Linked DNA regions of Mus musculus: all the other regions are linked to region 3. Evidence: chromatin loops called from intact Hi-C (ENCODE). Cell type or tissue: gastrocnemius. All regions are shown on one strand.

Region 1 (8,000 bases), 140 kb after region 3:
GGGCTTCCAACACAAAGTAGAACTTTGTGTGACTCAGTCGTCAAAACTGTGGCATGGAGGAGGGCAGAGCAGTGGCTGGCGTGAGCTTGGAAGAAGGGCCAGTCTGTGCTGGGTGGGACGCTTTCCGCACATGAAGCCTGAGCCCCCAGACACCTCCAGGGAGCACAGTTGCTCACTGCAACTCTGAGTGATCCTGCTGCAGTTTGCCACCTCAGGGACTGGGCTCTGTCCTAAGAGTTGTTGGGTGACTCTGAGGTCCTTATCTTCCACCCTGGCCTTCTGTGGGTCCATTTCCTGTATTCCAGAAATGTGGGCGATCCTGAAGCTGATTGCCCCATCACCACCAAAGGCCTCTTCCCTGCCTGCCCTTTCATGCCTCCTTGAGCTCCCAAGGGCATCCTAGTGAAGGGAGGAACAAATATGTGTGATGTTGTAGCAGTCAGCTTTAGCTATGGTGATGCTTTGTAACAAACAGTCCCAAGCGTCCTTGGCTCACTGTGGTATTTATTTTACTTCTGCTTCTTCAGACTCAACCTGTGCCAGGCTTTGATCAAATTGAGGTAAATTCTATGTATCTCATCGCTTCAACCCAGTATTTCACTGACTAGTTCAAGATACATAGCTAAGCCCAACTCTCAGTGTGCTGAGGATATAGGGACTTGCTTCAGTGCGGCTCTGGCTGCCTGGCCCCTTAAAGGAGTGAAGCTGGGAAGAGAGAGGCAGGCTGAGCACTTCCCCTCTCTGCAGAACTCCAAACTGGCTGGCATCTCTCTGCCTCTCCAGGAAGGCTCCTCTGAGTGACCACTAAATTTCAAAGATCTTTGAAAAACTCACTGCCAGAAGATTTGGCTGGAGACACCCATGAATTTGAAACGTGTGTGGCTTATTTGAGCTCATTAGGAGCTGGAGCCATAATGCTGGCACGTCCTTCCAGGAGCTCTTTCAGAGCTCAGGAGTCGCTGGTGTGGTTTGAAGTCAGCAGTAACAGGGCTGACTCTTACAGACCCAGTGACTGCTGTGGTGAAGGGTGATCTCTTTAAGGATACCCCCTTTAAAGAGTTATAAATAAAACATCCCGTGGGGTTTTTGTAGCACGTTCTTAGTCTGGATTGTCTTTAACAGAGACACCCAGGTGGCACCCACGGTGCTCAGAGGAGCAACAGGATTCTTTCTTCTGGCTGGGTCTGTGAGGAAGCAGGGAGGGAATGCTTGTTAGGGGTGACTGGGGGGTGGTGGTGGCGGGGTTCATACTTCAATGGGATGTTGCTATCAGAATCCCAAACCTGCTTCTGTGGTGGTGTGGTAGAACACAGGGTCCGTGCTGGCCAAGCGCTCACCACTGAGCAATACTCCTGCCCCGTGGGACCTACCTGAAGATGCAGAAAGATGTCAGGCAGTTTGAAGTCTGTCCAAAGATAGTTGCCTGCCTCTCTCTGGCTCCTAGGCCACTTAGAAGCTGCTTTATGAAGAGCAATGAGAATAGGTGCTGAGGGAGACTCACTGTAGAAAACTCTCCTCGTGGCCATTATTCTGCCTTCCAGTCATCTTTGTTGCTGTACTCATCGTTGTCACCGTGGGCTGTCCCTAACAGACCCCAATGTCTCCTTGCCACAGATGGAGTTTCCTCATCCTGACAGGCTTGTCTCCGCCTCACGGCTTGGCTTTTGTGTGTCTTGATGTAGAACCCCCAAACTCCAGCTTGAGATCTTTGCTGAGCCTCCTAGACCCAGCTTCCAAATCTCAGCTCTGTTTGCCCAGGTCAAAACACCCACAGTGTTCGCTCTCACCAGCTATCCTGGAGGAAGGCTTTTCCTAATGATATGGATGTTAGTAAAATAAATGGGTAAGGCTGGCAACCTGGCTCAGTGGGTCTAAAGGTGCCTACCAGCAAGTCTGACTCCCTGAGTTCAATCCCCAGGACTGGAAGGAAAGAATGGACGTCTGCAAGTTGTCCTTTGACCTTCATGCCCAAGCCATGCTTTGTATGGGTGCACACACACTCAATAAATAAGTGTAATAGAACAAAAGGGTGATTTCTTGTGAATACTACTCAAGTGATCAAAATTCAGATCATGACAGTCCAGTGATCCCATCTGAACTGCGTCTGTATGGCTGAGCAGAGTCCATCAGGGCCTAAGAAGTAGCAAGCAGCATGTCAGGAGGAAGGAACAGCAGAGTTCATGCTACAGGCAAAGATGAAGGATAACATTGTTTTATGGTATTTCCTCTCCTGGTGGGAAAAACACTTCCTGCCGGTGTGCTTGAAACTGGGGCTTGGGCGACTATATGACAAGTGCTTAGGAAACTGAAGGACTCCTCCTTCAGTTGGCGACAACTGATTCTTTAACCAGCGTCTACTGACTCCATATCTGCTCTATGCAAGCCCTGTCCTGGGTTCTGAGATGGCTGACTGTGTAAAGAGTAACTGAGTTCCCCTCCCTGCAAAGCAGGGCTGGCTATATTGGGTGAAAGGACAGTTTAACCAGGAGATGCTATCTATACTTTCATGACCCTAGGCCCCTGTGTGACTTCACTAAGCCCTAGCAGACACTCATGGCCACACTTCAGCAAGTGTGACTGACCAAGATGCAGTTGATGTGGTGGGTGGGAATAGATGGAGCTAGCCAATGGGAACTTACCACACAGGTGTTCATTCCTTTAGTCAGTTTTCTCTAAGTAGCTCCCAGCACAGTGTGGTCTCCGCTGGTTTGTGATTGGTGAATTTCAGGACCTCGGGGCACTGCCATTGTGTTCCTGCATCGGGGCTGCTCATAACTGTGCAACCAGAAAACCTGTGTGTGGCTAGGCAGTCCATTGGGGGTGGGGTAGAAAGTACTTTCTCTTAAGCTCTGTGGAGCAGAGCCCCCGCGCAGCGCCTGAGCTGCAGACCCGCTCTGACCTGCCTGCCTCTTGCCCACCTCCCAGGTATGGAGAGTGCAATCACGCTGTGGCAGTTCCTCTTGCACTTGCTGCTGGACCAGAAACATGAGCACCTCATCTGCTGGACATCGAACGATGGCGAGTTCAAGCTCCTCAAGGCGGAAGAAGTGGCCAAGCTGTGGGGCCTCCGCAAGAACAAGACCAACATGAACTACGACAAGCTGAGCAGAGCGCTGAGATACTATTACGACAAGGTAAAGCAAGCCTTGGCATCATGGGAGTGGGGGGTGGTGGTGGGGGGGCAGGGAGGGCTCACCTCTCTTAGTTCACTGAGGAGGAGCCTGGGCTGTGCATCCAATCAGAAAACAGAAGCGGAGACTAGGAGGCAGCTCAGTTAGTGAAGAGCTTGCCCTACAGGCACAGGATCTGAAGTTAATCTCTGGAGCCCAGTGCAAAGGCATGGTGTGGTGGAATATGCTTGGTATCCCAGAGCCAGACAAGCAGAGACCGGAGGATCTGTGGGTGCCTAATTTCCAAGTTCTCGGCACGTAGAGACCCTGTTTTCAAAAAAAAAATGTCTACACATGAACACATACATGTACATGAACATGAACACATGTGTGTACAAGCAAATCACAGAAAACACATGAAAATGGAGGCAATCCATACCTTTAATGTTGAGATAAAAACAAATTGCTGAGGTTTTCCCATCCCATGGGAACCCTTGGTATGTTCCTGAGGCTCAGTTTTTGTACCCTCCCCCGCTTTCATATGTAATTTGCTGAAGACCGGGCATCTACTGGCATCAGGCTGGCAGCAGGGGTAAGATGTCAACTGGCTCTGGGGACAATAAGAATTACAGTCTGAGCTGGGCATGGTGGAGCACACCTTTAATCCCAGCACTCGGGAGGCAGAGGCAGGTGGATCTCTGAATTCGAGGCCAGCCTGGTCTACAGAGTGAGTTCCAGGATGGCCAGGGTTACATTGAGGAAACCCTAAAAGCTTGAAAAAAAAAACAAAAAACAAGACAAACAAAAATGAATTACAGTCTTCAAAGTCTGTCTGTTCTTTCTGGTCAGGAGTTCGGTCAGAAGGTCCTTTCCAGGGAAATAGTAGTTTGGGGGTTGCTGTATTTTACCACTTGTGTGCTGGGGATTGTGTCCTGGGGCCTTGTACGTGCTAGGCAAGTTTTCCAACACTGAGTTACACTTCCAACCCTGGACACAATATTACTACCACGGGGCACTTCAGCATCTCTGTTTGTGAAATGGGAGACATAGCAATTCCACAGTCGGGATCTCTATGAGGATTCACTGAACTACTGCGCGCTAAGTACTTGGATCTGTGCTTGGCCTGTGACATTTGGCTTATTAGTAACTCCTCCAATTAGAAACAAAGCCAGTCTCATTTTTACATCATGGGAGTGAGGCACAGAGTGCTATAACTAAAGAAAAAGTATACTTGTTTTATGTATAATGGATGTTTTACTTGCATGCGTTATACATAACTTGCATGCAGTACCCATGGAGGCCAGAAGAGGGCGTTGGATTCCCCCTAAGACTGGAATCACAGCAGTTGTGAGCTGCCATGAGGGAGCTGGGAATTGAACTGGCTCTTCTGGAGGAGCAGCCGGTGCTCTTAACCATTAAGCTGCCTCTCCGGCTCCTAGAGTACTTTTTAAGGTGAATCACAGCAAGGACAATTGGAATGAGTTTAATTTATGTCTTGCAAATTAGTTTGTATGCTTGGTAGGGCAAAACTTGTTCTATTTAGGATAAATCTATCAGGCCGGTAATTATTGGCCATTTCTGTTTGAACCCATGCTTGCCGACTACTTAACCTGATGGACGAAAAGGTTTAGAATCCTAGAAACCCAAGGGAACTTTTGTTCTGGGTTCATTACTCTTATGGAAAGGTGAATCTTAAAGTGATTTAAATATTAGTTCCGGATCTATATTTAGTGCCTTCTGTCTGCAAACCTCTTTGGAATTGAGGACACAAGGATTACACGTTTCAGGAAATGAAGACGTCATTAATTATAAAGGGCTCCTTTCTGTGCTCCTAATAGCATGCGATTATGTCATTGCGGCGCTAAAGGTGCTTCCCATTAGCACGGCAATTAATTAATCCCGACTTAATGCAGTCCTACGAAGATGTAAAGGCACTTCTCAGCTAATTGCACTGTCCGGAAGCCAAGCAGATGGCGTCTAGCTTTGCGTTTTGTTCCCAAGTTCTGTGTTCTGCCATGAGAATTGAGGGCCCTGCAGGAAAACAGTCTGTCTTGCCTGCTGGCAGAGAGCCCAGAAACGTGGCCTTTCTATTGTTTTAAATCAAGGTGTCAAAGAAAAGAGGGCTTGCCCCTGGGCCTGGGACTAGAGTCATCTCTTCAAGTCCTGGGCACTGAACCTGAGCGCTTGTCCCGTCAGCATGAAGGGATCTGTGTCCTAGGCAGGGGATTGATTGTTAGTGGCTGACAGCCTTTGTGGAGACAAGCCTGTGATCTCTGGAGTGAGCAACTTCAGGTTGGTGCGGGTCGGAGGGAGAGACAGACAGTAAAGTGCCTCCCCCACAAGCAGAGGGCCCTGAGCTCATGGAACCCCTGAAGAAATGCTGGGCATGATGGTTCATGATTATTCACGATGGTAATTCCTGCGCTGAGCAGGGCAGTCACAGGTAGATCCTGAGGGCTACCGACCAGCTAGCCTAGCCTAATAGGCGAGCTCCAGGCCAAAGAGAGACCCTGTCACAAAGGATGTTCCTATCACAAAGGTGTTCCTAAAGATGACGTCTGAAGTCCTCTGGCCTCTACATGCATGTGCATACTTGTACACATACACACATGCACACACACACACATGTTTCCCATGTATCTGCACACACATATACACAGAAGTACAACAGACATACTCAAAAGCATACCTACATATGCACACATGTACCACACAAGTACAATTCACATACATTGACAAGTACACACATATGTACACAAACACATGTATATACAAGTACAATATACATTCACACGAACACACACATACCCCTACACACAAGTATAATCCATATATACAGAAACACATGCATGCATACACACACAGCTTTTTTAAACAAGCAGTTTCATAGCTGTTAGTCTGTTAGGAGTCTAGGGCTCTGTCCTGGGCACTTCCTGTTCTCTTTAGACGAGATGGCACTCCCATTAGGACAGGTCCTGCACCAGTTTTCCTATATGAAACAGAACATTCAGATTTGGTTGGGAGACACTTAAGCCTATGCAGCCAGTGGGTGGCAGGGCCCGGGGACCCACCTGTCCTGTGCTGTTCCTTAAGACACAAACCTTCACTGCTGTCTTGGAACGTCTGAGATCAGGTATGATGCCCATACGCTGTTCTAAGGTCAGGAGTTTTTATTATCAAGGGTTTTAATACTGAAACAGGTCCAAACAGATGTCACCGTAGACTCCGCATTTGCCTGTTTTCTGTTGCTATTACAAAACACACCAGGCTGGGCGTATAAAGAAAGGAGTTCTGGAGACACAGAAGCACAGCAGTGGCTCTGGTAAAGGGTCCCCTTGGCCGTGGTGTCATAACAGGAGGATGGCGTCCTGCCGGGAGCATGTGAGAGGAGACTGAGGTGGGGTTTGCTGTTTTACAACAACCCACTCTCAAACGATCCATCCCTGAAAGAGCATCTCTCCCACACCCTCAGTGACATAATACATGATCACATGACACACTCCCCAGCCCTAAAAGGTACAGCATTGCCACACTGAGGACTTGGGAACTCTGGGGACACACTCCAGCCATGGCCGACAGCAGAGTCGCAATACAGTTAGAAAAGGAAAGAAGAGGGGGAGGAGGGAAGAGAAGGGCAGGATGGTGAAAGGGAAAAGAGAAGGGAGGAACAGAAGAGCCAAGAGGCAAACGCAGGAAGACAGTGGCCACTGTGGCATTAAGATCATCTATTTTGCATTTTTTTCTGGCCAACGCTTCCAGCTTTGCCAGCCTTGCCAGCCTTGCACTCTGGTGAGCTGCATCGGTCAAACTGGTTTAAACGAGTTTAACTCTACCGACATTAGGCTGGCAATCACGGCCGACATAAATGTCTGACCTCTCACTGGAAGGGCACGCTTGGCTCAGAGCCTCTATGGCTATGAAGCCCTTGGGTCACGAGGGCCTGGGTGTGATGTCCTGCTCTGTTTCACAGGCAGATCCAGGCTGGCCCCTTCTGCTTGTCAGTGTGACAGTCATTGACACCCTCCTCCCTCACACTCAGCCTGTGAGCGGGATAGCTCTATGACTGTCTCGCTCTGCAAGCTGTGGTAATTTTGTCTGCTGCCTTCTATAGCGTCCTTTCCCTGGCGGCTGAAAATGTGCATCCTTTGGTTTGTCCTAATAGGGAAGTTTCTCTGCCCGAAAAGACAAGCCTGCGAATAGCATTATTTTTATATGGTATATGTTGTATTTTTAGCTTATTCCAGCATATTAAAAGTGGGCAGAGGAGAAATGTGTAAAAAAAAAAAAAAGCTATACAACAAGACACGGAGGGAAAATAGTTTATGTGTTCATGACATCTGGTAGGGTGAAGGGCTCTACTCAGTGTCCCTTCAAAACATGTGCCCCCCTCCCCCCGCCAGCCCACAGACTGTAACAGAGAGGTGGGCATAGTGTGGCCTTTGGACTAGATATTTGGGTTAGAATCCAGCTGTGGGAGAAGCAATCTCTCTGGGCCTTAGCCTCCTTTTAAAATGTATTTATTTATTTATTCGACATATTTGTATATGTTTGTTTTTGTGTGCACACATGTATGGGTGCATGTGGAAGCCAACGGTCAACGTCAGGTCTCCACTGTACTTTTTGAGTCAGGGTCTCTCAGTGAGCATCAGGGATCCTCCTGACTCTACCTTCCCAGCACTGAGACTGCAAACACACACCAGAGGTCAGAGCTGAGGTCGGCCCTCTGGCTTACATCAGAAGCACTTTACTGACTGGGCCGTTTCTCCAGCATCCTCGTACCCTTAATTTTTTCTGCGAACTGAGGATTGGGTCCAAGGCCCTCACATGCTGGGCAAGTACACTCTTCTTGTTAGGTACACTGAAGATGACAGCAAACTCAATTCAAGGGCC
Region 2 (8,000 bases), 120 kb before region 3:
TGTTTTTGTTTTTCCAGGCAAGGTTTTTTTCTGCATAGCCCTGGCTGTCCTGGAACTCACTCTGTAGACCAAGCTGGCCTCAGACTCAAGAGATCCACTTGCCTCTGCCTCCCGAGTGCTGGGATCGAAGGCGTGTGCTACCACTGCCGGCCCTTTTTTTGGTTTTAGTAGGATCTCCTGTAACCCCTGCTGACTTCAAACTTGTTCTAGAGCAGAGGATGACCTTGAACTCTGCTCCCTGAGTTCTGGCACTGCAGGAGTGCCCCTCCACATCTGGTTTAGAGGTGTTTCCTCTAACAGGAAAGCCAAAGTCTCACTGTCACTGGGTACAGAATGAGCAGGTGTAAGAAACCAATCTGCCACTGGCATTGAGGTATCGGTAAATTTCCTCTGATGGTGACCTAGCCGGTCACCACTAGTGCAAAGACAGAAATACAGGAGTCGAGACTCCCCAAGTGGGATGACTGGATTATTTTACATACACACACATATATGTTATATATATTAATATATATACAAATATGTGCTATATAAAATGTATTTCTCAATCAGAATTCATAAAGGCTGTAAGGCTGAGAAAAAGTGATTTCACTCCAGTCAGTTGCTGATTTGAGATGCAATTCAAGGGAGATGCCTTTAAGTGAAAATTCCATATCGCTTTTCTGTGCAACCTGCCACATTGTTGAGAGAGCCTCAGATGATCATAAAAGTTGGACTCTTCCCTCTGGAGGAGCCTGTCCGATGGCATTCAGTCTTAAGAGGCCAGAACTGTTCCATTCCACAGCAAACAGCACAGAGGAGGGCTGCAAACCTGCCAAGCTGTGCTTTCTAGTTACCTGAGGACTGCTAGGGTAACAAGGATTGTCACCTCTTTTGCAAGGAACTGTAAACATGTCACTTGCCGCTTTACATGTTCTCGATGGCCCAAGACTCAACACGGAGGCACAAGATGGAACCCAGGGATCTCTGAGACCTGGTGCTGTCGCTGAGCCCTAACTATTGCCTGCCATTTACTGCTCTTCAGTCACGTATGCATCTGCAAGACAGTCTAAATCAATTAACGTTGCTTCCTCTTTTTAAGAGATGCTTTTTGGGGTCTGGAAAGTTGGCTCAGCGATTAAGAGCCCTTGTTACTTTTTCAGGTGATCCACGTTCAGTTCCCAACACCCACCTGGCATCTCAAAACTGACTGTTAATCTCAGTTCCCAGGGGATTTGACACACTTATATACATGAGGGCAAAAGACTCATATGCACAAAATAGTAAAACAAATAAACCCAAGAGTTTTTTTTATAAAAAAATTTATTTATTTTTATTGTATGTGTAAAGTGTTTTTCCCTTGCGTGTACGTCTGAGCATCACATATCTGCTTTGTTCCAGAAGTGGACAGAAGAGGGTTCCTGATCCTTTAGAGCAGGAGTCACAGGTAGTGGTGAGCCTCCATGTGGGTGCTAGGAACAGACCCTGAAGTTTCTGGGAGAGCAGCAATTGCCTTTGCTGGCTGAGCTATCTAGCCAACCCATCTTTTTCTTAAGATGGATTCATTTATTTTTATGCAGATGAACATCTTGCCTGCATTCATGCCCATGCCTGTGTGCCTGGTGCCTGAGGAAGTCACCTCAGGTGGTGATCCACTGTTGAGGATGCTGGGACCCAACCCCTGGTCTTCTGCAAGAGTCGCAAAGGGCTCTTGACTAAGCCGTCTCTCCAGCCTCATGGCTTGCTTTCTCTATGGGAGCTGCTGACCTCAAAGTCCCATTTCTTGTGAGCCATTCTGGCCTTGTTTAGCTGCAAAGGACTTCCATGTGTAGGTGCTTCTTGACCTGTGATGCACAGGAAGTGCTTATGACATTTCTGATGACCAGGTCAATAAACCAGGCTCATTTTTGCAATGATAGAAAGGTTGTTCACCCCATCAGCTTCCTGATGCTGTATGCCTGAGTCCTGTTTTGAACCACCAAAGCTCCTCCGACCTTAGGAAGTGTCTATATCTCCATACCTCAAATAGTACAGCTAGCTAGGGCTATCGCTTTCATGTAACTCGGCTTTGACAAAGTCAACACTGTTACTTGGCATTGACTTTCTTCCTTCCCAAAGGCAGGTGAAGTAAGGATCTTCTTGGAAAAATGTCTTCTTAAGCCACTTTCTTTTTGTTCTCGAGTCTATGGCAAAGAGCTTACCTGCCACATTGTAACAGGCCCCAGAACTTAACATGAATGACACCATGTTAGAGGTACCATTCTGACCTTGAAACCCAGCACGCAGGCCAAAATGGGAACAGAGACCTAGTCCATAGTTCTAGAAAAGTCCACAAATAAAAAGTCCCTAGCTATTTTTGGCTTTTATATTTCTGTGTCTTGCTTACTGAAGTGTGCCAACCAGGATATTGTGTGTGTGGGGGGGGTGGGGGTGGGTGGGTGTGGGTGTGTGCGCGCGCGCAAGCGTGTGTTATTTTGCCTTTTACATGAAAGACAAGTGGCTGTGAGACTTGGGGCCTCATGATTTGGGCAAGTTCCCCATGTAGCCACTGTCCAGCAATAAAGACTTTCCTTTTGACTTGAAGAATGTCTGTGTTGGCCTGACAGTGGTGGCATATGTCTTGAATCTCAACAGAGGCAGAGGCAGAGGCAGGTAGATCTCTGAGTTCCAGGCTAACCTGATCTGTAGCGATTGTAACCAGGGCTACACAGATAAAACAAACAAATAAACAAGTAGTTCACGTTGTGTTCTCCGGTAGCTTATCTCACAACAGTAGAGCAGCTCTGATTCCATCTTTCTCAGCACCAGAAAATCTCCCAAACGTACAATGAATAGCATATATCCAGAGCCACACCTTAAGACCAAGAATAGGGACTGGAGAGATGGCTCAGTGGTTAAGAGCACTGGCTGCTCTTCCAGAGGACCCAGGTTCAATTCCAGCAACCACATGGCAGCTCTTAGCTGCCTATAACTCCAGTTCTAGGTTATCTGAATGTGCATAAAATTAAAAAAAATAAGTTATATATACATATATGTGTATATATACACATATATACATATGTATATATTATACGAAATACCAATGTACATAAAATAAATTATATATGTGTATATATATGTATATATATATATATATATATATATATGAATAACTAAGAGTAATGTTGACTTACTGTCTTAGGATTTCAATTGCTGTGAGGAGACACTATGACCACAACAACTCTTACAGAGGCTAATATTGAATTAGGCCCAGCTTACAGTTTCAGAGGTTTCGTCCACCGTCATCATGGCAGGAAGCATGGCAGCCTGTAGCAGACATGACACTGGAGGAGCAGAGAGTTCTCCACCTTGATTAGCAGGAAGCCAGGACGAGGCTGGATTTGTTTCACACTGGGCATAGTTTAAACGTTTAAGATGACAAAGCTCGCCCCACAGTGACAAATGTCCTCTATAAAGGCCACACCTCCTAATAGTAACACTACCTACCTCTGAGCCATTCGAACACAGGAGTCTGTAGAGGGTAAAACCTCTTCGAACCCTCACACTTACCTTCTGTCAGCCTGAGAATAAGAGTGGGATCTAGCCCCAGACGTTCATAGGAGGAGCTGCCTGCGTCAGCGAAAAAAGCTAGCTGGCCAAGGTGTGAGCGACTCTTCATTCGGGACGAAAATGTTGTCTTCTGGTAGATTTTCATGCTGTGGTTTTTCATTCTCTCCTGCCCAAGATGCGAAAAGCATGAAAGGAATTTTAATGCACCAAAGTATTATACTGTTATAACGGTGCTCAGATGTAAACAGCAAAGACCTTCGGCCTTAGGCAGTTCCGGAGCTCGCCCGGGAAGAAATGTACCCAGCATCCTTTGCTTTCTTACACAGAGACAAGGATAACCTTGCAAAGGCGGGCCTTATACAAACTATCTCAGAAACGGAGACAGGAAAATGCCTCTCTAGATTAAATCAGGGAAAATATGGAAATTTCAAAGATTGTTAGCTCACTGGAGCTGAAAACTTAATGGAAGGCAGACTTCCATAGAGAGTAGTGAAAACCCACCCTTTGGATAGCTTTCAACGTCTCAGTTTAATCTCGTGTGAAGCTTGAGGAGGCTCTCAAGGCCCAGAGAAAAGCCACCCCTGGGTGAATACACTTCATGTTTCTGGCTATTTTATTCATCCTACCAAGAGCCAGGAGAGTCCTTTAACCCATTCATTACCTTTGGGAAGAAAATCAGGCCCAGTGCTGATTTTTTTTTTAATTTTAAATTACTCTAAAAAGCATTCCCTTGCCTCTCCACGTCACCACCCCCGTTCTTTCGTCTCCTCTATCCTCAAAGCACGTGTAAACTTGTTTATCCGTAACAGCTTTGACACACTTTGGCTTATTCTTAAAGACTCCGCTCCTGCCACCACAGTGAATGCTTTGGGTCTTCTTCCTACTCTTTCTTCTCTGTCCACAGAGCAGACCTCTGCTGTCTCCTTCACACAGCTCTGGCTGTAGGATCTGCCGGTCCCAAGGTGCTATCCATGGTAAGACATACTTTTATTTTGTGCTTGGCCAGTGAGGTACAACATGCCACCTGTGCAAGCTAGACCTGAAATGTAGCAATATGAAAAACCCTAGGGGGTCGGACACAAGATGGAGAGTGAGCTGTGGAGCTAGTTGGTGATGACATGGTGTAGCGGCCTTCTCCCACTAGGTGGCGATCTCTGAAGGTCCCTGTGTACTGTCTTCCCAGAATGGCGCCAAACATAGGACAAGGCATCACCGTGTCTTAACTAGTTTAGACTTAACACGTAAAACTAGTGAGATCTATGGCTGAAAGCACTTGGCTCTAACCTCTTTGGGGATGCTGATCATAAGAAAACCTTACCTTTTTCCTGGCAGCAATTTCATTTTCTTTGAAAACGAAGAGATCTTTGAAAAAAATCTTGTAGGGTCTTTCCTTTTTGAGTACAGCATCTTTTCCTTCATCTAAAAGAAAAGGAAGAAGGAAAGAGAGGGAGGGAGGGAGGGAGGGAGGGAGGGAGGGAGGGAGAGAGGGAGAGAGGGAGAGAGGGAGAGAGAGAGAAGAGAGGGAAGGAAAGGAAGGAGGGTGTAGTTAGTTCCTTTATTGGCCAGAATTATAAAGCCCCCACCAGCTGGAGTAGAGAAATGGGATGCAGGGGTCTCTGAGAAGGTGGGTTTCAGATGGATCTTGCCCTCCAGTTGAACCTGGCAGTACAGCTCCTGGGTCTCCCCGGTAAGAGCCACATCTTCTCTGCCCACTCTCTCAGGGCCCAGCATCTCAGGGGACATGAACCAGAGATGAGGAGTCTGCGTTATTACAAGCTCACACTTGGAGATGTAGAGATGTGAAGAGGACCCTGGCCCCACCAATCAGTAGCAGAGGAGTGAGATGCTGGGGCCACTTTGGAACACGCCTGCCAGCTCCTTAGAGAGTTAAGCATAGAGTACCACACACAGTAGGTAACTGGATGCATTGAAGGCTGAGTATAATGGGCCCCTTCTAGGAAAGGGGGTGTCAGCCATGGAGGGCCATGTCTGGCCACAGGGAGGAGACTGTGGGTGATTCTTGGCCGGCCTTGTGGGTTGTAAAGATGTCAAGAAGGCAGATGATATTGTAGGCCTCATGATACAGGGAGGAGAGACAGTTAGGTGGCAGAGGCTGGGCCCTGGGCAGTGCAAGGGTGTGGGAGAAGCATGGCCAACAGGCTAGGGCTCAGCAGAGAGAGTATCAGTGGTGATTAATTTCATGTCTTAACTTGACTGGGGCTAGGGTTTGCCCAAATTAGATGTTATTTTGGGTATGTCCGTGAGGGGTTTTCCAGGCGACTTTAGCATTCAAATTGGTAGAGTTGGTAAAGAAGACCGCCCATCCCAACATGTGTGGGCATCAGCCAATCCACGGAGGGCCTGAGTAGGACAATAGGCTGGGGGAGGGGGGGGACATATGCTCCCCACTGACTCTCTCTCACATGGGTGCCTTGCTGTTTGAGCTGGGTCATTTCCTCTCAGATTGCCACCCATGCTCAACTGACTGGGGCTGATCCTGTCAGCTCCCCTGGGCTCAGGCCTTTGCACTGGGCTGGACTCTAGCACCAGCTTTTCTGAGTCTCCAGCTTGATGGTTGTCTCTGTAATCCCGTGAGTCCTTTTCTCAACAGTGCATAGCCTCTCCACTGGTTCTGTTTCCTGGATCTAAGATCACGACTTGGCCTGAAATCATCCTGTGCCCCTTACCATTGAACAACAATGGATTCCAGATAGGGACATATTCCCATCTGCCCTCTCTTCACCCCTAGCCTTCTAAAGCTAACTGCATTTAATGCATTTAAGCACCAGTTACATTTAATGGGGTGTTGTTTTGATTTGGGGGACAGAGTTTTACTATGTAACCCTTGGATGTCCTGGAATTCACCATGTAGACCAACCTGGCCTTGAACTCAGAGATTTGCCTGCCTCTGCAGGGATCAAAGGAGCACACCCCCACACATGGCCGCTAGTTGTATTCAAGATAGACCATAAACCCATGATCCTTTAATTAGCTCTGTAAAGACCCCTTTTGAAAATATGTTCTTATTTTCAGGTTCTGGGTAGACTGATCTTTGGGGGCAGTATTGATATTGTATCCCCTGAATAGCACCTTATACCCAACAATGAATATGGGAATCTACCCTTTAGCCTCCTGCCTGATCCTTCTGCAGGTCTAGGGCAAGGCAACCCTTGGGCCTACAATCTACAGCTTGCCAGTTTGACAAGAGTCATTGGCTGAATCCAGGTTGCTCCAGGCTCATATGTATCTCCCTCTAGGGTGTGGAGAGTCACATCATGGCTGATAAGCAACCTTTTCAGTGCATCCCCATTAGTGTCCCATGGAAGCTGGGAATAGCGCCACAAACCCCCTGGCTTGAAGTTCTAGGGGTCAGGAGCCTGAAAATGAGTCTTCTGACAATGACCCCCCCCCCAAAATGGGGGGGTGTTTCTCTGGAGGCTCTAGGGAGAAACTGCTTACGTCTTCTGCTGTTAGAGCACGCCTACGTGCCCTGACTTGCAGCCTCTTCGTTGATATACAGAATAAATCTGTCCTCTGTCTCCGTGGTCACACTGGCTTCCCTGTCTAAGACACACCTGCTTCCACCTTGTTCAGACTTTTAGGTGATCCCAGGCCCGTCAGATAATACAGAATATTCTTTCCATATCAGGCTCCTTAACTTAATCACACTTTAAAAGGTCTATTTTGTGTAACATATTCACAGGCTCCAAGGAATACAATGTATGTATATTGTACTATTACTATTACTATGTACTAATAGGGGACTATTACTCAACCTGTGACACATAGACTCCTTTCTTAGCTTTCTTAGCTTTGCCCCTTTCTGTTTTCCTGGTTCTAATTTATTCATTCCATAAACATGCAGGAAGGGCCTTGGCTATACATTGGGGAATGCGCATTAGTAAACAAAACAGGGACTCTGCCCTTACATTGTGCTCAAGTGACAGAGGTGGGGGGGGGTGTCAAATAATAAACACAACAAATGAACATTTTTATCCTTCAAGTGACAAGGCCTGGGGTGAGCAAACTTGAGTGGAGGGACAGAGCCATTGATGAAGTGACAGATCTGTGGAAAAGCAGTTCTGACTTCCTAACAGAAAATGCAAAGGCCCTGCGGCAGGAAAGAGAGAGGCAGCCATGGGGTCTGGGGTCAGCTAGTGTCCTGCATGCCTTGACTCTCAGTAAGATGGATTGTTAGTGGGCTTCTTTGCAGGTGAATGAGAAGCAAGTAGGACCCGGAGAGCTAGGGTTGAAACCAAAGTGGCCCAGACAATGGGGGCAGAGCTGGGGGAAGTGGGGGAAGCTCTGGCTGGGCTCTGCGGAATACTTTGAAGGGAAAGCCAATGGAATTTCAAAAGGGATTGCACCCACGCTCCTCCCCTCCTCCCCCCTCCCCCCTCCCCGCGCTCCCCTCCTTTCCTTCTCCCTCTTCTCTGTCTCATTCTCAGAGAACAGAACCTTTTATCACATTG
Region 3 (8,000 bases):
TAATCCTTGCTATGAGGAAATGGGACGATCGTGGGGCTTGCTGGCTAGGCAGGCTAGTGAAATCAGTGAGCTCAGGTTGGGTGAGCGATCCTGGCTCAAACACTAAGGTAGTGAGTGATTGAACTGAGGGAGACACTGGATACTGTTGACATCTGGCCTTCACACACACACACACACACACACACGCACGCACACACTGTTTAGTGGCTACTAATTTGGATAGCATAACTCTGTATAGTTTCTCTCTCTTCTTACTCCTTCTGTGTCCCTCTCTCTTGCAGAACGAAGACTTTCTATTCAGTCTTGGCCGGATGCTCCAAACCCAAGGACTTATGGTGTTAGCCGAATGTGCCCTCCATTAGCTCTTGATGGTGAATCAAAGCCAGAATCTAAGAGGACAGGTTATATGTTATGCTGCCTCTTTTCATCACTGTTCTTTTACGTGACTCTTCTAAAGCAGTTGGTTTGTAAGACGAAGACTCTCTAATAGCCTCCGTAGCAAAGAGTGTGTTTGTAGAGTCCCCAAGCCAGGTTCCCTGGAGAAGGTCGGATTCTCCCACTGACTGGCTGTCTGTCAATTGGCTCGTCAATGGGTTGGCTTGTTAATGTCTCAGGATCTCGGCTTTCTCCTCTGTGAAACAGAAGTCCTAGTACTTATGCCAGAGGGTTGTACTAAAGCTTGAATAATTTCCCTATGCAAAGCACGTGGGAGCCCACGCCTGTAATCCCAGCACTTGAGATGTTGGCATTGCCAATTCCAGGCCATCCTGGATTTCATAGTGAGATCTTGTCTGAAAGAAAAAGATGCGGGGGGGGGGGGAGGGAGAGGAAAGGGGAAAGTAGCAATATTCAACAATGGGTGTTAATCCGTGTTCACCAACATCACTTACTCAACAGAAAGCCTTGCCCATTTGGAACAGCCCATGAATGAATGAATGAATGAATGAGTTAATTATGTTGCCACTAGATGGCAGTAGAGCCTCATTTGCTCCTGAAGCCCAGCGGTGTGAAGGGATTTGACCCTTCAGGCCACTCCCTAAGCTCCAGTCTCTCTGCCTGCTCTTTCCTGTCACAAACAGTTCCCCCTTTCTCCATTTAATACATACTACTTCGCTTAGGCTTCAGTGACAAAACCCCAGACCAAGTAGCTTAAACACACTCCTTTTCTCTCAGTGCTTGAGGTTGGAAGTCCATTGTCCTAGTTTGCTTTCCAGAGCTGTGATACAACTCCGTGCCCCAAAGCAGGCTGCCAAGAGGAAAGGGTTTATCACTACTTATAACCCAAGGTTCATCGTGAAAGGACGTCAAGGCAGAAACCCAAGGCAGGAAGCTGGCGGCAGAAACCGAATCGCAGGCCCTCTTACCCAGAGGGGCACCACCCGCAGTGACCTAGGCTCTCCCACATCAGTCATTAACAGAGAAAAGGCTAGCCCACAGACATGTCCACAGGCCAATCTGCTGGAGGCACTTTCTCAATGGAGGCTCTTTTTTTTCCTAGAAGACTCTAGTTTGTGTTAAGAAACAAAATAACATCCGTGTTCAAAGCCAGGTTTTTTTCCTCTTCTGTGAGAACACCAGCTCTAGGGGCTTAGGTCATGCCCCAGGACTTCAGTTAACCCTCAAGATGTCCCAGAAGGTCCTATCAGACTGAGGGTTAAGACATGCATATGCGGACCAGCAGAGTTGGTCCTAGTACTCACCTGTAAGCCTAATTCTCAGTGTCTCACACCTCCTGGCAATGTCCTTTCTCTGAGATAGTCCCTTTGCATCCTGCCCTGCTGAGCGCTTAATCTTTGATTGGCTTTAGCAGGATTACCAGTATTGGCCATCAACGGAGAAATTAAAAGAAAACCAACATGTAACATGTAGCGTGGATTCATGTGTTCTGATAATGTTAAGGCAAGTGGCAGTACCTGCTCTGTAGACCAGGCTGGCCTCGAACTCAGAGATCCGCCTGCCTCTGCCTCCAGTTGTTCTTTCTTCAGCTTCTCTTCTTCTTTATCCTTCTCTCGAGATAAAGCCCTTGATGCTGATAAAGAGGCGATTGCATTGAAATCACTCATTGTTCCAGACTCCTTTGGGGGGCCTGAACCTCTCTGGGTAACAGATAGTTCACTCTGTTTTTCATCTCTAAGACAGCCGAACCCCAACTATCAACATGCAATAGAAGGACCCTTTGGTATTCTTGGGTCATTCTGGCTCCATCTTTATCTAAGCACAGATGTCAGGTTCCAAAGGAGAGGAAAGATACATTTGGTAGCAGCATAGACCACTCTCTGTGAATGCTTTGGTGCAGTGCGTAGTTCTGTTCCTTGCCGCTCATAAAAAATCTAAGGAGAAATCTAAGCTGCAAAGAACGTGGTGGAGATTCCCAATTGCTGATTTCCATTTTCTCTCCTTCCTTCCTTCCTTCCTTCCTTCCTTCCTTCCTTCCTTCCTTCCTTCCTTCCTTCCTTCCTTCCTTTCTTTCTTTTTCTCGTTCTTTCTTTTTCCCTTCCTTCCTTCCTTCCTTCCTTCCTTCCTTCCTTCCTTCCTTCCTTCCTTTCCTTCCTTCCTTCCTTCCTTTCTCTTTCTTTCTCTTTCTTTTTCCCTTCCTTCCTTCCTTCCTTCCTTCCTTCCTTCCTTCCTTTCTCTTTCTTTCTCTTTCTTTTTCCCTTCCTTTCTTTCTTTCTTCTTTCTTTCTTTCTTTCTTTCTTTCTTTCTTTCTTTCTTTCTTTCTTTCTTTCTTTCTTTCTTTCTTTCTTTCTTCCTATCATTTGGTTTTTTGAGACAGGGTTTCTCTGTGTACAACCCTGGCTATCCTAGAACCCTTTTTGTAGACCAGGCTGACCTCAGAAAACTCTCAGATACTATGAAGGAAACTAGGAAATATAGGCTGGTTTTGCACAACCACGGGCCCTATAAAAATAACGGACTTGCACTAATTAATGGAAAGACGAGCCAAGTGTGGTAGTGCATGCCTTTAATTCCAGCACTGGGGACACCGAGGCAGGCGGTACAGGATTTTCATGCAATGTGCACACATCCCTACATATAACTCCAATCATTTCTAGATATCTTACAACATCTTGCGTGGTGTAGGTGCTACTCTGTTTATGGAATGAAAGAAAAATCTCTATCTCTCAACCAACTTTTGTTGACCAATTGTGTTAATACTTAACTTAGAAAGGAACTCGAATGTGCCTGCTTGTCTGTATGCTCAGATACAGATGGCAATTCCTGGCCTCTCTGGCTGTAAGGTATGGCTTGGTGAATATAGGTTTTAGCTGTTGGGAAATAGGAAATACTAAGTCTCAAGGACAGCTCCTGTTTAATAATAACAGTAATAACAACAACAACAATAATATCCACCCACTCTTTACTTTCCCTTGGATCCACTTTTATGAACTGGGAGGTGCCATTGACAGTAGAACTCTAAACAAGCCTAAAAATGTCAGAACATCACAATGGAACCCCTCTACAGCAAGGCTGATTCACATGAAGAAAATAAATGCTTTTTTTTAACCATTTTTTTAAAAGTACTTTAAATTTTTTTGGTTTTTTGTTTTGGTTTTTTGTTTTTTGTTTTTCGAGACAGTGTTTTTCTGTGTAGCCCTGGCTGTCCTGAAACTCACTTTGTAGACTAGGCTGGCCTCAAACTCAGAAATCCACCTGCCTCTGCCTCCCAAGTGCTGGGATTAAAGGCATGCGCTACCACCGCTGGCCAAATTGTTTGTTTGTTTGTTTGTTTGTTTGTTTAATGGAGTACTTTTCTTGAGGAGATTTCTTTTCTGTGCTAGTGCACACACATGCACACCACGTGGACATGTGCACACACATGCATGAACACAGACATATGCATGTACATTCACACACTCATATACTCACACAGATGTACATTCAGGGAAGCAGGAAGGGAGAGAGGGAGGGAAGAAGGGAGAGAGGGATTGTTCTCTGTCACTCTAGAACAATGACTGATGTCTTGTGACCATGAAGGGACTATAGCTGGATCAAAGTTGACCTGTTGAATGAGACCTGAATCTTTGACTTTCAGAGCCATTATGTTGTCTAGCTTTGCATTTTATCTTACCCTAAGACCTCTTATTAACCAAGCAATAAATTTTCATATCATTTCAGGCATTTAGAGAGTCCTTCCAAGAACCTGCCTGTCTCTCTCTCTCTCTCTCTCTCTCTCTCTCTCTCTCTCTCTCTCTCTCTCTCTCTCTCTCTCTCTCTCTCTCTCTCTCTCTCCTTTCTCTCTCTCTAGTAAAGTACAACTCCTTTGTAAACATGTTCAGATTCTTACTAACTCACTTAGCTTTCCTCCCTCCTCCTCCTCTTCCTCTTTCTCCTCCTCCTCTTCTCCTTTCTCTTTCTCTTCCTCCTCTCTTTCTCCCCTTCTGCACTCTATGTTCATTGGTGCTTTGCCTGCAAGTATGTCTATGTGAGTGTATCACAAGCCCTACAAACAGGTGTGAGCCTCTATGTGGGTGCTAGGAATTGAACCCAGGTCCTCTGGGAGAGCAGTCAGTACTGAGCTATCTCTCCACCGCACACTTCTGATGCAATTCCCCCAAGACATTGGAATCTGAGGTGTCATTGCTTTCATTGATGTTAAGGGGTTTTTAGAAGGTGAGGTCTGTTGGGAAAACCTGCAGCTACTGGCCCCTGTGAGCTTCCTGCTTCAAGACTAGGCCGATCCCACTGAACTGGTGTGAAGTTGAATAGGAGGCTCAACTTTCAAGAAGTTAGACTGTAGTTAAGTTGTGTGGGGTGTCCTCTGCAGTGAAGTGGTGTGGGCCTGGAAGCACCATTTGTGTGTCAATGGCGCCCTCTAGTGTCCAAAAGGCTTCACTTGCATGACTATTTTAAGGTATGACTAGTCCTTAATACAATGCATTCTCCATGGCTTCTATGAGAGCCTCACCCTAGCCTTGCCCAGGTATGCTGCTGGGGCACTCCCTAAAGTTCCTGCTAACTGGCTTGTGAAGCCAGAAAGCTCTTTAGATGATCTTGAAATGAAAGCATGTCTACACCAGGAAGCAAGGGCAAACAAGCCCCCTTGCTTTCTTCTCCTTTTGTGCCTGTGTTCTATGGAAGGGCCAGGCAACAGTGAGCCTCCCTTTACTTCCTGCCAGCAGCTGCCTCCTACTTTTGGACTCATCTCAGATCACTCACAACAGCCAATTTACCTCCTCACTCTTCCCGAAGCATCTCTGGGAAGCAATATTAAAACCAGCGGGCCTCTCATCATCCCACTACCATGCCCTGTGACTCCAAATGTCCCCCTGAGACAGTAACTCCTTCACACATGGCTGTTTAGCCCTTCCTTGAAGGATGGATTCACACATGCTGCCACATAGGCACAGACACGCCGGCTCACATGTGCACCCATACACACACCTTCTACAACCTGGTTGAAAACAGGATGCACGGTGAGACCCTGCAGCACCCACTGTTTAGCATTATTAAGCCAGGAAAGGTGGCTCATGCCTGCAATCCCAGCATACTGGAGGCTGAGTCAGGAGTATTACCACAAATTTGAGGCCATCCTGGGCTATGTAGAGAGTCTGCGGTCAGCCTGGACTTCTGGGTATAAGTTTGTGTCCCCCCCACCCCACACACACACAAATAAAGTTAAAAATTTACAAACTAAGATGGTAGTAGCATTATACTGGTTGGCTCCTCATCTCTCCAGGACACACTCAACCTGCAGCCGGTGGACTGCATGATGCCGAGGGAAACTGTGAACATCACTCAACAAAAATACACTTAAAACATTATGAGACTCTCCCTCCCCCGCTCCCCCCTCCCCCTGATTTTTTAAAACCTCAAGTATGTATTTATCAAAAATAAACTTTTGGGGTGACATCTTCATATCAGTGTCAAAGGGTTAAACACACACTCTCCTTCAAGCCTCCCCCAACCAAGATTCCTCGTCTTTATTCAGAGCACCCCAACTCTGTCCTTGTGCGTTGGCGTTAAGGTTTGCAGCTGCTTGGTGAGGATGCATTTATTCAGAGTTCCCATGTGAGTGCTGCATCTTCAGAGATACCCAAGCAAAGTGTCCACAGGCCTCGGCAGAGTGGACAGCAGCTTTCACCTCCTGGAGCATGGATCTGCTAAGAGAGGTTTAGGATAACTGTGTGTGTGATGTGCGTGAGAGATAGATGTGTGTCTCTCCCTTCTCTGCTCCTTCCAGAGCTTCACCGCGTCCTAAAGAGACTGCGCACGGCGGAAACTAGAAGAGGAAGCTCTGTTTTTCTTGTTGTTGGAGTCAGGTGGATGCAGATCAAACCCCATCATGGACAATCCCCACCCTGGGCACCAAGCCCATAGATCATAAAATATCAGGGCTGTCACACTCGTGTGATTGACTGTGGGTGAAACACCAAGAATAGTGTCTGGCACCTTATACATGACACCTAGGACCAGATCCTACCTCTTGTATCTCCCACCATGAGGCCTGCACTATTGTCAGGGGTCTGCTCGATGAAGGATGAGACCATTCAGCTCTGAGCAGCCCGGGCAGCTCCAGCTGTCCCCGGCAGGCTGCCCTCTTGGCTTGTTCTTTTTTCAATATATCCCATGCAAAGCATCTCCATGGTTGAAGTCCAAATTTTGAACAAAGCAGGGTTAGCCTTTCAAGCTTGTTCTTAGCCCAGAAGCTGCTGGCTTTGTGATGATCCGGGTTGGCAGGAAAGACATCAGGAAGCGGAAACCAATGGGATAATAGTTGCTTTAAGCAGGGCCCTGCAGGAAGTAATGGTGGTCTCTGAAAATGTGGTTGTACCAGATTTTATACACAACAAGGAAAGTCGGTTCCTGCTGTTAAAAGAAAGCCAAAAGTTCCTTTAAGAAGAAATTGACTCCATCTGCAAGGCAGGAAATCTCAAGGCACTCGGTGGACAGGGAGAGAGATGGGCACCTCCCCACAGTGACTCATTGGTTTCTCCTGAACCCAGAAACTCAAGGCCAATTAAGAGTGGGTTTTTGACATATCTCTTACTATATCCCCCAAGAATGTGTCCTAGGAGAAACTTCACACCCTACAGCATAGCCTCTCATGCTTGCCATTGTAGACAGCCCAGTGGCCTCTGCACAGTCCCTTGCAAGTTCTGTCTGATACACAGTGTGCCCTCCTACATTAGGGGACTCTGTCACCCTCGTGACCGTCTTTCTGGAGTTCTTCGGTTGCACAGCCTTCAATGTTATGAACCAACAGGAGATGTGTGTTGATTTCATCCCAGGGTTAGAGGTTCCCTGCCCCTCACTTCAGACCCTCATGACCTACATCCGTCATTTATGAAGACACCAGGCACACACTGTTGGGGGCTGGCTGGCTTAATGGTCGAAGAGTTTTCTTGGGAGGCAATGGAACATGAGAAAGAGGAAGGTGATGGGAAGTTCTGCTGAGCTAACTTGTTCACTTAGAGATGATTAATTGTTTGTGGGTTTCATCTCCGTGAAATTACTCTCCCTTGCCACATACTGGCCCCATCACAGACAAACAGGTTCAGGGAAATAAACACTCTACACGGAGGAATGAGGAAATGACATGAAATACTCGAGCTTGGGTTTGTTTTCTCACAGACCCCAGTGTAGAGAGACCAAGGGGGCTGAAGGGCACACAAGCTGAGCTGTTCACCAGGTGAACTAGTCTGCACCCCGTGGGCTGTGTAGACTTTGGCCATGCTGTGTAGACTTCGGCCATGCTTCGTCAGTGAGTCACTGGGCTGCCACGGAGCTAAAGGGGCTTGAAGGCTTAATTGTTACAACACAACATGACTTCTTTTTGTGAGGGCTCCCTTGGCTGGTTTGGCAACAATTAGCTACTCAGATTGTCAGCATAAAGTGTCTTGGGGAGGCACCCGTTGTCTCCCTGTCCAGTGAGTGACTTGAGATGACTTGACTCCAGCCTTACAGCTGGAGTGGACGGCTCAGCGCTAGGACAGAGCACAGAATCAGCACTGCCAATGAGAAAGAAAATAATGTAAAGAGCAGCTCCAATAGCGAGGTCC

Evidence for each region. Hi-C counts contacts between places; a loop is a spot of excess contacts. Peaks named below come from ENCODE experiments on the same cell type or tissue, not always from the same donor. Only the 100,000 strongest peaks of a DNase experiment are listed, where the experiment ranks them.
Region 1: it touches region 3 in a loop (2.3-fold over the local background); 36 of 42 quality-filtered maps call a loop at or near these places.
Region 2: it touches region 3 in a loop (10-fold over the local background); 14 of 42 quality-filtered maps call a loop at or near these places.

What each region holds. Positions count from the first base shown.
Region 1 is chr10:93,279,903-93,287,902 of GRCm38, reverse strand. It overlaps Elk3 (ELK3, member of ETS oncogene family), which reads left to right. Exons shown (of 5, transcript NM_013508.2): 2 at 2,926-3,134. The coding sequence starts at 2,928. It overlaps Gm32551 (a long non-coding RNA gene), which reads right to left and starts at 2,930. Exons shown (of 2, transcript XR_871953.3): 1 at 2,640-2,930; 2 at 1-2,133. In gastrocnemius, a CTCF peak has its summit at 4,400 (motif pointing right); DNase peaks (open chromatin) are centred at 4,427, 5,188, 6,476 and 7,037; H3K4me3 peaks cover 841 bases; H3K27ac peaks cover 7,124 bases.
Region 2 is chr10:93,545,856-93,553,855 of GRCm38, reverse strand. Ccdc38 (coiled-coil domain containing 38) reads right to left here. Exons shown (of 16, transcript NM_175488.6): 3 at 4,847-4,947; 4 at 3,529-3,694. Among named protein-coding and RNA genes, the nearest start is that of Ccdc38, 9.2 kb to the right of the region's middle. In gastrocnemius, a CTCF peak has its summit at 4,670 (motif pointing right); a DNase peak (open chromatin) is centred at 4,667.
Region 3 is chr10:93,422,697-93,430,696 of GRCm38, reverse strand. Gm40742 (a long non-coding RNA gene) reads left to right here. Exons shown (of 2, transcript XR_871955.2): 2 at 282-412. Among named protein-coding and RNA genes, the nearest start is that of Gm40742, 4.3 kb to the left of the region's middle. In gastrocnemius, CTCF peaks have their summits at 967 (motif pointing right) and 4,824 (motif pointing left); DNase peaks (open chromatin) are centred at 581, 1,342, 4,816, 6,481 and 1 more place; H3K4me3 peaks cover 104 bases; H3K27ac peaks cover 4,088 bases.